2 separate regions of the Homo sapiens genome follow, and region 1 is linked to region 2. The links are chromatin contacts, found by Hi-C or POLR2A ChIA-PET in ENCODE. All regions are on one chromosome and are shown on one strand. Each heading gives the region's core, a stretch centred on a gene start or an enhancer-like site at or near the end of the contact. The rest is flanking DNA. Distances are from core to core; before and after follow the strand shown. Region 1 holds the start of RAD9B (RAD9 checkpoint clamp component B). Region 2 holds the start of ANAPC7 (anaphase promoting complex subunit 7).

Region 1 (6,961 bases), core at 3,149-5,648, 99 kb after region 2:
AAAAATAGTATCTATCCTCCAAAGGACAACAGAATCGATTTTTTTTTTTTTTTTTTGAGATGGAATTTTGCTCTCGTCGCCCAGGCTGGAGTGCAATGGTGCAATCTTGGCTCACTGCAACCTCTGCCTCCCAGGTTCATGCAGTTCTCCTGCCTCAGCCTCCCGAGTAGCTGGGATTACAAGCGCTCTCCACTACACCCAGCTAATTTTTGTATTTTTAGTAGAGACAGGGTTTCACCGTGTTGGCCAGGCTGGTCTCCAACATCTGACCTCAGGTGACCCACCTGCCCTGGCCTCCCAAACTGCTAGGATTATAGGCGTGAGCCACTGCGCCCAGCCCAACAGAATCAGTTTCTTCATGTTGATCAGTATAAGCACCTTCATTCTATACAAAATGTTTTCCTTTACAGATATTGCATGCATAAATGTACATGCCCTTTAACTGCTTTTAAAGGCATGACTATTCTTTAATATTATCAAAGAAACCATTAAATAGCTAATAGGATAAAACAAAATAGTTTTGCCACTGCAGACTTTGTAAATGAAAATTAATCAAACAAACAAAATGTATGAAATTAAAATGATTACCAAAAGAAGCTTGATTTATCTTGCAACAAAAATTAAAATTATTGCAAAGAAAAGGAACCGTTACCAGGACACAGAGTTATCGGGACATAGTTTGTAATCTCAAAGTAACACAAGGTTATGAAATTAGCACACTTTAAAATTGTTAAGTAAGATTCTTCTTTATAAAGACTAGTTTCAGCAGGTATTTGTTGTATGACCTATATTAATTGTTTCAATGCAGATCTCAGTGGACAAAACATCTGTAAAACTAAAAACCACTATGAAGTTTCCACCCTCACTGGTAATCAACATAAAAGTACCTGGATATAGAACAATCTTCATTTTAGAGGGGGATTCCTTCTGATATGGATTGAAGTACATAGTTAGTATGGGAATCTTGCTTTGAGAAAAAGGTAAAAATAATAGATTTCTATATTTAAAAGAAGAAGAAGAACAACAACAACAACCACCACCCCAAACTCATAAAAGGGTATATGTCTACAACAGGTTGAAATGTTTGGTACTAATAATGAATGAGCTGTTCAATCTGAATGTACCAGAAAGAACATTAGTAAGACATGGTACTTTATAATGATTGATGACCTAATTCTATAAAGTACTGTGGATTATCTCCAAGACTCAAGACTATTAGCAGTCTAAAGATATAACTGTATGAATGACCACACAATCATTTCAAATTAGTAGGGATCCTTACTAGGACAGAATCCTCTGGTTTCCTGCTGATGACAAAGTTATGGGGAAATAGTGTTACATAACACGTGTCATACTTTGAAACATGTTCCCGCCCAAATTCCACACTTTGACAAATCGGGATAGACATAGATGATAGAGTCCTTTAAGAAAGCAAAAGATCCTGGAAATGGCAGTCTTATTAAATTAAAATAAAGAGCCAACCCAATCAAAGCATGGGAATTCGGTTACTTCCTTTCAACAGACCTTAAAAGGGTAAGAAATCCAGTCAGTAAACAGCCACCCAACCACCACTGTTAGTAGGAGCTAAGTGAAGAAACTTACTCTGTGCCCAGCCTTAGTGGAATGAAGAAGTTGATTGCAGACAGGGGGGATGAAAAAAAAAGGGTGAAACATGACCAATGTTAAAAGAAAGCAACAAAAAGAAACCAAAAAAAAAAAAGAGAACAAAAAACCCATACCAAATGAGCAAACAATTGTTAATGATTTCTGAGTGTTATGAAAGAAAATGTTAAAAATCAGCTGTGCTCAAAACAATACCAAAATAAATATTTGCTTTATTTTTGAACATGACACACACACTTTTTAATAAATTTGTCTTGTCAGTTTCTCCTACTTTTCCTAATCTTGTTCTGTACATCGACTTCCATCTCTGTTTTCCATTCTGTTTAGATTTTTATAAGATTTTATAAAATAATGAATTTGGATTTCTACAAGACACTGTGGAAAATTTATCATCAGTAATAGCTGAAAGGCTAACATTTTCTGGATTCTTAGGGTTTAATTATTCAAGTATATGGATGTTAATTATCTTACATTCAAAATTCTAGTAGCTGGAAAATTATGCTGCGGCTAGGTGATTTTTTGTAGCTGATGCAACACAGCACCATGAATACATTATCAAGTGTTGAACAAATCAACTAAAGGTGAAGACAAAATAATAAAAACAAACACATTTATTCAGGTAAAACTGGACCTTTCCCACACTTGAATTTGCTGCCCACAGACTCTGGACACTGTACTGAGTGTTGAACGTCTGTATCCTTTGCCAAATAAAATGCTTTTAATCATGAAAGAACTGGCTAATGCTAAATTTTTCCCAGTTCTATTTCATATGAAAAATGATGTTCCAGTACAACTACCCTAAATAAGAGGGATCACTTCTCAAACAACTTGAGAAACATTAATATTTTGAAACCATGGCAAGTAATTATGTCTTCTCCCATGGATAGGTGTCTCGAAATTACTGTAAACGGATTACTTTAAATTGGAGTCTGTTTAGAAGCAAAAATTAAAAGTGAGATTAAAGATTTTAAAGAAGCATGCACCATAAATCTCTGGCTGCCATGTCTGTAAGTCCCCCTCTTGAAAAGGCTGTTTGTCATGCAATAGTAATAATCTTAAAAATGCATAGCTTCTTTGGTTTCCTTGTAAAAATAAAAAAGAATGCAATAAATGCCTGTCAGAGGTAGACGTCCCTTTACAGCCAACCTCCATCAACACAAATATGAAGATAATCACAGCTCCATTTCAAACAATTGATTTTTTTTTTTTTTTTGAGCAGCAGCAAGATTTATTGTGAAGAGCGAAAGAACAAAGCTTACACAGGGTGGAAGGGGACCCGAGTGGGTTGCCCCAAACAATTGACTTTTTAAGAGTCAAAGGCACCTTTGAAAATATGATTACAGGCCGGGCGCGGTGGCTCACGCCTGTAACCCCAGCACTTTGGGAGGCCGAGGCGGGTGGATCATCTGAGGTCGGGAGGTAGAGACCAGCCTGACCAACATGGTGAAACCCCGTCTCTACTAAAAATACAAAAATTTAGACGGGCTTGGTGGCGGGCGCCTGTAATCCCAGCTACTCGGGAGGCTGAGGCAGGAGCTGAGGCTTGAACCCGGGCGGCATTGCAGTGAGCCGAGATCGCGGCATTGCACTCCAGCCTGGGCGACAGAGCGAGACTCCATCTCAAAAAGAAAGAAAGAAAATATGATTACAGCTCTGAGTCCTCTCTAGTAGAGGCCCCCAGTTTTTATGTAGGAAGGTCTGAGGGGCACCAAACTACTGGGGGTGAAGGGGTGATTGCTTGAAGGTGGCTGGGGGAGACTAGGTAAGTCTCCAACACCGGCACTCTCCCCAGAAAAATGTGTATATTCACAAAAATTTCCCAACAGTTTCAATGAGTTCACACATCATTAAGGAATCCTACCCTAAAGAGGCGTAGCAACCCGTGGAAAGAAACAGTTCCAGCAATTGCAAGCGCCAAATCCCGCCCTCTGAGAGCACACCTGCTCATCTCAATGGCAGCTAGATGTTATTTCAGGAGCGAGGAGGGTGGTTTATTCCCTTTCCCTAGATGGCAAAGTTAAACGGGTACGAAATTCTGCTCGCTACTTCCTGTTCTGCATTCGAGAGGCCAGCTTCCACCACTACACCCCAACCAGCGGGAGGTGCTTTTTGCGGGAAACGAGTAGGAACCGTCTGGAAACGGAGGACCGTGCCCCTATCCCCGGAACATTCGAGGTATAGGACCAAAGGCCTTCCCTGGCTCGGGCGTGCGTGTCTCGTGACAGGTCGGGCTGCTAGAGGGGCCTTTTTACCCCTTGGATGGCCTCTGGCCCCTTGGGGCCGGGATACGAGACCTAGGCCAGCCGCACCCAGAGGTGGCCGCTCCCTTCCTTCCCTAGACCTCTTCTGGGCCTTTCCCAGGCCAGCGCCTGGGCCCTGACGCCGAGGCCTCCGGGATTTCCCAATTCCTCGCCCTCGGCCTCCCCACGGCTCCCAACAACGCAGCACCCCACCCGAGAGCCAGGCCTTGGTCGCCGCAACTGCAGCCCTCACCATCCTGTCACCGGGCTCCGCTCAGTCACCACCACCGTCGCCGCCCTCTTCCTCAGGCTCCTCGGCGACCCGCCCACTTAACCGCAACCAATGAGAGCAGAGGGAGACAGAAATTGCCGTACGGAGGCCCGCACGGACCCTTCTCCGCCGTAAAGCCGTTTGGGAACTTGTGGAGGCGGGGTGGTAGAGTGCAGAGACGAGATCGCGAAGCTTTGAAAAGCGCGGGCAACATCCGGGCACCTGGGCCGTCGAGCTGAGGCGCGCCTTCCGAGCCTGCTTTTTAGGGCGGATGGCAGCCATGCTGAAGTGCGTGATGAGCGGCAGTCAGGTGAAAGGTGGAGCGGCCTTTGTTGTCTTCCCATTTAGCAGAGAGAAAAGCAGACGTTAATAGGTCGTCCCTACCATTGTCTAATTTTTCCTCTTTGCCTTTTTGCGCAATGACTGAGGACGCACGCCCTGGCCACAGCCCCACCCACTCAAGTCCCTGTTAACTTCTGAGGGGAGGATGAGGACCCATCTCGTGTGACTTAGAGGCAGATGTAATATGGGTGGTATCCGGGAAATAGAGTTGTACCATCGGGCCACAAACTCGGGATGCTGAGGACTGCATGGGGAAGAGTTGAGAGAAAAAAATAATGCTTGGACAGTAAAAGTATTTTTGTGCCAAGAGAACAGCATTAACCTGGTTTTTTTTTTCCCCAGATTCTACCATTTTTAAAAATGTATGAACTTGGAAAAGTCACTAAATCTCTTTGGGGCTCAGTTTCTAAAACGGAAACAGGGGTAATGACAGCACCTTCGTCACAGAGTTTGTTTGGAGGCAATGAAATGGAAATGCGTGTAAAGAGCCCAGTAATAGATGGAATGTACAAGAACTATTAGTGTTGTAAACGGCGCTTTCAAAATGGAAGTTAGGCCGGGTGCAGTGGCTCACGCCTGTAATCCTAGCACTTTGGGAGGCCAAGGCGGGTGGATCACCTTAGGTCGGGAGTTCGAGACCACCCTGACCAACATGATGAAACCCCGTCTCTACTAAACATACAAAAATTAGCCGGGCTTAGTGGTGGGCGCCTGTAATCCCAAGCTACTTGGAAGGCTGAGGCGAGAGGATCGATTGAGCCCGGGAGGTTGAGGCTGCAGTGAGTTGAGCTCGTGCCACTGCACTCCAGCCTGAGTGTCAGAGTGAGACTCTGTCTCAAAAAAAATAAAAAATAAAAAGAACATTAACAATGTCGTACGGGATCAGACTAGTGTGTTTTCCAGCCCTAAATGTGTTCTGTGGTGGGGAAATCTGGCTGCCCTCAAACATCAGAGATGTATGTTGGATACCCCTAATTTCTCTCTCATGACTTGTTGTGACTTGGCTATCAAGCTATTAAAACCACTTCAGATTATCTTCTCCATGCACTGTTTTCACAGTTTTTGGGGGGTCAAATACATTTATCTAAATCAAGTTGTAAAATACATTAGTATGGAAATTGGTTTGCACAGTAGCTCCATGCAACACTGTAAACATATAGAAGGACAAATTTCGGTCAATTTTATCATTTCACACACTACAAATTTATTGAGCCCTGACTATGTGTCTGGCATTTTGCCAAGGGTATTATACTGTATTAAAGTAATGTAGCATTAGTCTGTAAGATACTGTTATTTTTGAATTTCTCTTGAGTCCTCTGAATGCTGAACTAGTCTTGTGATTTGTTTTTATTGTTAGAGGGAAAGAATATAAGCATCACCTTTCTTTTTCTCCATAGTATTTGGGAAAGCAGTTCAAGCTCTATCACGAATTAGTGACGAGTTCTGGCTAGACCCATCTAAAAAAGGTGTAAGTAAGAAAGTTAACAGATCACGTATCAAGGCAAGAGGAGATGTTTAAAGATCCCAGTCCAGATTGAATGTTAACTAGGAAATCCAGAAATTGTAATTATCCCTTTCACTGTTTATCTTTATTTTACATATCTGAATACACTTAGAGCATGGTAAAGTTGAAAATATGCAGATAAGCTTGATTGATTTAAACTGGAAGTCACAAACTGGTAGTTAAGAGACTAGCTACGGTCTGCAGGAATGTTTGTTGGCCTGCACTGTTTTTTTTTTTTTTTAATTTGAAATAATTTCCAACATTTAAAAATTGAGGCCGGGCGCGATGGCTCACGCCTGTAATCCCAGCACTTTGGGAGGCCGAGGTGGGTGGATCACCTGAGGTCAGGAGTTCGAGACTAGCCTGGTCCACATGGTGAAACTCCTTCTCTACTAAAAATATAAAAATTAGCCTGGCATGGTGGTGGGCACCTGTAATCCCAGCTACTCGGGAGGCTGAGGTGGGAGAATTGCTTGAATCCAGCAGATGGAGGTTGCAGTGAGTGAGCCGACATGGTGCCACTGCACTCCAGCCTGGGCAACAGAGTGAGAGTGAGACTCCGTCCCAAAAAAAAAAAAAAAAAAAATTGAGTCAAATTTTTCCTGCTTCTCTTGAAAATTCAGAAGACCTGACAGTTTTGGGACTGCATTCATTCCCAAGTGGAAGTAGTTGGCTGAAACTGAGTAATGGTTTCCCCGCTTAGACAAGGTGTGAGACCGCCAATATGCTGTAACTCCCTTATATATTGCAACTCCCTTATATATTGCCTTTTGCCATTTCACACATTAAGGTTAAGGCTCATGACTGGGTGTGGTAGTTCACAAATGTAATCCCAGCACTTTGGGAGGCTGAGACAGGAGGATCACTTGAGCCCAGGAGTTCGAGACCAGCCTGAGCAACAAAGCAAGACACTACCTGTCTCTACAAAAAAATTTTAAAAATTAGTCGGGTGATATGTTGTGTGCCTGTAGTCCCAGCTAC
Region 2 (6,946 bases), core at 2,997-5,496:
TAAAAAAAAAAAAAAATAGGCATCATACATTAGTGTTTGCGGGAGGAAGGGACAATTGGAGAGTGATTACTAATAGACACGGTTTCTTTTTGTTGGGATAATGAAAACCTTCTGGAGTTAGATCATGGTGATGATCATACAATTTTGTAAATACACTAAAACCCACAGAATTGCATTATTGTGGCCATGTGCGGTGGCTTATGCCTATAATCCTAGCTACTTAGAGGCTGAGGCAGGAGAATCGCTTGAACCTGGGAGGTGGAGGTTGCAGTGAGCCAAGATCCCACCACTGCACTCCAGCCTGGGTGACGAGAGAGAGACTCTGTCTCAGACAAAAAAAAAAAAAAAAAGGGGCCAGGCGCGGTGGCTCACGCCTGTAATCACAGCACTTTGGGAGGCCAAGGAGGGAGGATCACCTGAGGTCAGGAGTTCGACCAGCCTGGCCAACATGTTGAAACCTCGTCTCTACTAAAAATACGAAAATTAGCCAGGCATGGTGGTGGGCGCCTGTAATCCCAGCTACTTGGAAGGCTGAGGGAGAACTGCTTGAACCCAGCAGGCGGAGGTTGCAGTGAGCCGAGATCACGCCACTGCACTCCAGCCCTGGCGACAGAGTGAGACTCAGTCTCCCCAGAAAAACAGAAAAAAAACAACAAAAAGAGTATAGTCTAGATGACTTAAGTTCTCTTCAAACTCTGTGATTCTATGTATGTAGTGAGAAATAACCATTTGATGCTTAGATACAAAAGTATTATTACATCCACAGAAAGCATTCAGATATGCATATAAGATACATGTCTACTTACACATGCATTAAGTTATCTCTGTAATGACACACGAAAAAATAGTTATTGCCTCTGGAGAAAGGAAATGTTGGGGTGAGGTTCAAGACTCAGGTAAAGATACTGATCTGCATGCCCCTTCTCCACTGTTTGAATTTAACAGTGTCTATTCCTATTCCACAAGAAATTTTAAAGTATAAATCATGAAGGTCAGAACTTAAACATGTCCTGAAGCTAGGAAACTGCCAATCTAACCCAATATGAAAAAGCATGGGCTAAACTTCGTCTAGCCAGAGAATTAAACTGTTTCAAACTATCCTGTAACATCTTTAAGAACTAAGAGTAACTAGGGCCTAAATCTCCAAACGTGGAAACTGTATGCTTTGGCAAATCACTCAGAACCAAGTGAAAGGCTCCAGCATAAACACATAAGGCTGACAGAGACCAGGGCTCCTGTCAACATGAAGTGGATGGTGGCAAAATGTGGGTCTCACTAGTAAGGTCCAAAGCACATTAATGAGGCTGGGCTCGGTGGCTCACGCCTGCAATCCAAGCACTTTGGGAGGCCTAAGTCATGGGGATCACTTGAGGTCAGGAGTTCCAGACAAGCCTGGCCAACATGATGAAACCCCATCTCTATTAAAAAAAAAAAAAAAATTAGCTGGGCGTGGTGGTGCGAATCTGTAATCCCTGCTACTCAGGAGGCTGAGGTGGGAGGATCGATTGAGCCTGGGAGGTGGAGGCTGTAGTCAGCCGAGATCGCACCACTGCACTCCAGCCTGGGCAACAAAGCAAGACTCCGTCTGAAAAGCAAAACAAAACAAAACACCAAAGTGCACTAATGAAAATCCAATGGGCAGCAGCAGCTGCATTGTAAGCACTTAAAGGACTTTTCCCTTCTGACCTAGACCAGCTTCTACAGCAGGCCAAACACTAATACATCTACAGAGTAAAAGTTTCCATTATAACGCCATTTGGAGGTAGCAGACTGGTGGCTCAGAATGGAGACTCTCCAGTCAGAGAAGACCAGGTCCAGGCATCGTACTCCTCCATTTATTGGATGTGTGAACTTGGACAAGGGTATTTCACCTCCCTGAGGTTGTACTCACTTCCTCAACACACTCAATAAGCATGTGAGTGCTTATTGCGCACAGCCACTGCGCTTTCAATTGGTGGGTGATGCGAAGGGTAGAAAAGTGGGAGTACCCGAGAGTCCTGGGAGTCAGAGAAGGCTCTTTAGGAGAGATATCCAGGCTAAAACCTGAAGGAGGAGGCAACGCTGAGATGAGGACCGTCGCAGGAGGAACAGCAAGTACAAGGGCCCAGAGTAGAGAACACGCTTGGTGCATTCAAATAACACAAAGAGGCCAGAAGCGATGGTTCACGCCTGTAATCCTTAAACTTTGGGAGGCCGAGGCGGCGGGATCACCAGAGGTCAGGAGTTGAAGACCAGACTGGTCGGCTGGGCGCGGTGGCTCACACCTGTAATCCCAGCACTTTGGGAGGCCGAGGCGGGCGGATCACGAGGTCAGGAGATCGAGACCATCGTGAAACCCTGTCTCTACTAAAAATACAAAAAAATTAGCTGGGTGCGGTGGCGGGCGCCTGTAGTCCCAGCTACTCGGGAGGCTGAGGCAGGATAATGGCGTGAACCCAGAAGGCGAAGCTTGCAGTGAGCCAAGATCGTGCAGAGCGAGACTCCGTCTCAAAAAAAAAAAAAAAAAAAAAAAAAGACCAGACTGGTCAATATAGTGAAACTCTGTTTCTACTAAAATAACAAAAATTAGCTGGGCGTGTGGCGCTCGCCTGTAATCCCAGCTACTTGGTTGGCTGAGGCAGGAGGATCGCTTGAACCCAGGAAGCGGAGGCTGCAGTGAGCCAAGACTGCGCCACTCAACTCCAGCATGGGCGACAGAGCGAGGCTGTCTCAAAAAAATAAAAATAAATAAACAAATAAAAACAAATAACAGAATAGCCAGGGAGGCTAGAGAGCAGTGAACAGAGTAATGAGATGAAGTCGCAGAGAGTGGAGGGCAGATATTTGCCTTCAGAGGCCATGGGAAAGAATTTTCATAAGTGCAATAAAGGATTTTTTTTTTTTTTTGAGACGGAGTCTCGCTCTGTCGTCCAGGCTGGAGTGCAGTGGTGCTACTTCGGCTCACTGCAAGCTCCGCCTCCCGGGTTCACGTTATTCTTCTGCCTCAGCCTCCCGAGTAGCTGGGACTACAGGCGCCCGCCACCACGCCTGGCTAAATTTTTTTGGTATTTTTTAAGCAGAGACGGGGTTACACTGTGTTAGCCAGGATGATCTCGATCTCCTGACCTCGTGATCCGCCCGCCTCGGCCTCCCAAAGTGCTGGGATTACAGGCATGAGCCACTACGCCCGGCCAATAAAGGATATTAAGCAGGAGAGGGACATGCACTCAAGGATGGAATCAGCTCAGTGCTTCAAGGAAACATGAAAGGCGCCACGCCCACCCATTAATGGAGTCTCCCGTTTCCTTTTTTTGAGACAGGCAGTCGTTCTGTCGCCCACGGTAAAGGACAATGATGCGATCACGGCTCACTGCAGCCTCGACCTCCTGGGTTCAAGCGATCCTCCTGCCTCAGCCTCCCGAGTAGCTGGGACCGCAGGCACGCACCATCACGCCCGGCTAATTGTTTAATTTTTACTTTTCGTAGAGGCAGGGTCTCCCTATGTTGCCCAGGTTGGTCTTGAACTCCTGGGCTCAAGCGATCCTCCCGCCTCGGCCTCCCAAAGGGCTCGTATTAGAGGCGTGAGCCACCGCGCCCGGCCCCGTTTTCAGGGGTTTCCCAAGGCCAGAAAGTGGACCCTCCTGATACACTTAACGGGGGGACCAATCTCAGATGCGGGGGCTAGCGCATAAAAACCAGGAGGCTGGGTCCCTGAGCTGCAGCGAGAGAAAAAAACGTTCTTCTGGAAGGAGCCGAGAGGGAAGGATTCAGCCTAGCGATGTGACAGTCGCGCTGCCCCGCGACAGGTGCCTCAGGAAACCCTCGCCTGGGTCGTCCTCAGAGCCTCTGCCTTCTATGTCTCCAAGCCGCCGCTCGCCACATCCCCGCGGGACTTGACGCCGGCACCCAGTGAACCCAACTTGCGCTCCGAAGTCTGCTCCGCTCCAGGACGCCCTCGCAGACCCCGGAGCCTCCGCTGGCGCCGGCGGCCGCTCCTTCCCGCCTGTTCCCACGTGCCCTGAGCCCCCGCTCCCAGACCGCCGCCGCTTTCTCCTCAGCCCCAGGCAGCTACCCGCCTCAACTCACGGGTTGTTATTACTCATTGTAAGTAACAAGCTGCTGAGGAGCCGCACGTTGGAGTGCAGCCCCGCGGCCGCCATGTCCCGCACGTGGTCTATCACATTCATCCTGCTCTGCAAAGCCGCGGGCAGCGGCGGCAGCACTGACTCGAAAAGCCGGTAGAGGATCCTTAGGGAAGACTCCAAAATGGCGGCGTCGCCGGGGTCCATCGGGTCCACACGCGGCACCACCCCCAAGCAAGAGGTAACTACTGAAGTGCCCGAATAAAAAGAAACTCGAGTCCCTGCTCCTGTCGTGGTCCTTTTCAGGTGAAATGAGTTGTTATTTTTACGCAAAAATCACGTTATCATCCTAAACTGCAAACTTTACTGAGGATTTACAATGAGACAAAAGGCACCTTATAAGACTACTCGGTCAATTTGAATGAGTCTGAGAGGAATTTGTGCCTCTCAGAAATTAAAATGTGTGGGTATTTACCGAAATAAAATACAGTAAGGTGAGGAAAAACGCTCCAACTGGAATTAAATATTCTAATCGGGCGCCAGGGACAGACCTAACGGCCTTTACAGTGGCGCATGCGCACCAGGCTAGGGCCGCCGCGCCCCTCCTCAGGTGTTTTGTGTTCCTGCCAAGTCAGGCTTCGGCCCTGGGGGAACTCCTTGGTTCGAGGGGTATATTTCCCCATGTAAAATTATTCCCTAGATCCGTGGAAATAAAGGCTGGATCCAGGAATTAGCTGATACCCATATAAACCAGTATGTGTCTGGCACACTTAACGTTTTAGGAAAGTTTTACACAAGTTATTGGGACGCTCACAACAATCCATAAAGTTGAAGTTGTCATTCCCTTCCCACAAGGGAAGAAACTGCCTGCTTAAATTTTGTGCTCAGGTTGTTAAATGGTTGACTTGGAATCAGATCGACTGGTTAATTATGTTGGATCGCAAACTCAAATGTATACAGGGACCAGGGAGGTAACTGAGCCAATGAGGCAGTTTAGGTCGTTGAGTCAGAGTCCGAATATTCTCCACAGTCATCCTCTCAGATCTAGCCTATCGCTCCTTTCTTAAAGGAGACAGTCGTTTTGGTCTAGATTTTGTTTTCATTTGATTTTTACAGTAGTAGATGCAAAAAAAATGCTCTGAAAAAATCACAGTGTATCTTCATCAGCAACTTTTTCAGCTCTTAACATTTTGTCACAGTTGAAGCTCCTGTAGATCCTTTTCCCATCTCATCCCCTACTCTAGTTTCCTGGATGTGTGAGACCTTCTATTTGATTTTGGTGGGCATCATCACTGTGAACTTTTCTTTTTTCTTTTTTTCGAGACGGAGTTTTGCTCTTGTCGCCCAGGCTGGAGTGCAAAATCTCAGCTCACTGCAACCTCTGTCACCCGGGTTCAAGGAATTCTCCCTGCCTCAGCTTCCCGAGTAGCTGGGATTACAGGCGCCTGCCACCACTGTCATGTGCGTCCGTGTGAAGAGACCACCAAACAGGCTTTGTGTGAGCAACAAGGCTGTTTGTTTCACCTGGGTGCAGGCAGGATGGTAGCAGCACGAGCCATAGGCAAAACTCCTCAGACACCAAGTTAAAGAAGGAAGGAGTATATTCGGCTGGGAGCATCAGCAAGGCTCCTGTCTCAAGAGCCGAGCTCCCCGAGTGAGCAATTCCTGTCCCTTTTAAGGGCTCACAATTCTAAGGGGGTCCGCGTGAGAGAGTCGTGATCGATTGAGTAAGCAGGGGGTACATGACATGCACCGGTGGTCAGAGTGAAACAGACCGGGAAGTTTCACAATGTCTTTCTATAATCTGTAGATAACATCAGTTGCTAGGTCAGGGGTCAGTTAAGGCAGGAACCGGCCCTTTTCACTTCTTTTGTGATTCTTCAGTTACTTCAGGCCATCTGGATGTACACATGCAGGCTTGGGTTCAGAGGCCTGACATTCCTGTCTTCTTACGTTAACAAGAAGAATAAAACGAAATAGTCGTAAAGTGTTGCGGCAGCGAAAATTTTTGGGGGTGGTATGGAGAGATAATGGGCGATGTTTTTCAGGGCTGCTTCAAGTGGGATTGGGGGTGGTGTGTGGGAACCTAGAGTGGGAGAGATTAAGCTGAAAGAAGATTTTGTGGTAAGGGACAATATTGTGGGGTTGTTAAAAGGAGCATTTGTCGTATAGAATGATTGGTGATGGCCTGGATGCAGTTTTGTATGAATTGAGAAACTAAATGAAAGACACAAGGTCTGAATTAAGAGAAGGAGAAAAACAGGTATTAAATAACTAAGAATTGGGAGGACCCAGGACATCCAATTAGAGAGTGCTCAAGGGGGTTCAGCATAATTACCTGCTTGGTTGGTGAGTTTTGGGGCTCTATCCTTGACAGAGTCCTTTTTAAGTTGGAGGCTGAGCTTGGTGAGGTGTGTTTTTAAAAGACCATTAGTCCATTCTACCTTTCCTGAAGATTGAGGACAATAATGGGTATGAAGTTTTCACTGAATACCAAGAGCCTGAGAAACTGCTTCGGTGATTTGACTAGTAAAGGCCGGTCCGTTATCGGACTGTATAGAGATGGGAAGGCCAAACCGAGGAATTATGTCTGACAGAAGGGAAGAAATGATTGCGGTGGCCTTCTCAGACCCTGTGGGAAAGGCCTCTACCCATCCAGTGAAAGTGTCTACCCAGACCAAGAGGTTTTTTTGTTTCCTGACTTGGGGCATGTGAGTAAGGTCAATTTGCCAGTCCTGGGCAGGGGCAAATCCCCGAGCTTGATGTGTAGGGAAGGGAGGGGGCCTGAACAATCCCTGAGGAGTAGTAGAATAGCAGATGGAACACTGAGAAGTGATTTCCTTGAGGATAGATTTCCTCAACGGAAAGGAAATGAGAGGTTCTAA

What was found. A loop is a pair of places that touch in the nucleus more often than their neighbours do. ChIA-PET counts read pairs that join two places held with the same protein, here RNA polymerase II (POLR2A). Pooled maps may share reads with other maps.
Region 1: a loop to region 2 is called in a map of CD8-positive, alpha-beta T cell, with 18 times the contacts of the local background. The contact joins the promoter of RAD9B here to the promoter of ANAPC7 in region 2. A Hi-C loop is called at or near these places in 2 of 168 maps with a recorded cell type or tissue (CD8-positive, alpha-beta T cell and naive thymus-derived CD4-positive, alpha-beta T cell), 4 of 37 single-sample maps with no recorded cell type and 18 of 50 pooled maps. POLR2A ChIA-PET finds 5 or more read pairs at or near these places in 5 of 52 experiments (CD4-positive, alpha-beta T cell, activated CD4-positive, alpha-beta T cell, activated T-cell and 1 more).

What each region holds. Positions count from the first base shown.
Region 1 is chr12:110,497,933-110,504,893 of GRCh38, forward strand. RAD9B (RAD9 checkpoint clamp component B) reads left to right here and starts at 4,399. Exons shown (of 11, transcript NM_001286535.2): 1 at 4,399-4,451; 2 at 5,874-5,944. The coding sequence starts at 4,406. VPS29 (VPS29 retromer complex component) reads right to left here and starts at 4,179. Exons shown (of 4, transcript NM_016226.5): 1 at 4,117-4,179. The coding sequence starts at 4,119. It overlaps LOC124903015 (a long non-coding RNA gene), which reads left to right. Exons shown (of 2, transcript XR_007063458.1): 2 at 809-1,893. RefSeq lists a silencer at 1,192-1,486 and an enhancer at 4,008-4,147.
Region 2 is chr12:110,399,462-110,406,407 of GRCh38, forward strand. ANAPC7 (anaphase promoting complex subunit 7) reads right to left here and starts at 4,247. Exons shown (of 11, transcript NM_016238.3): 1 at 4,066-4,247. The coding sequence starts at 4,166.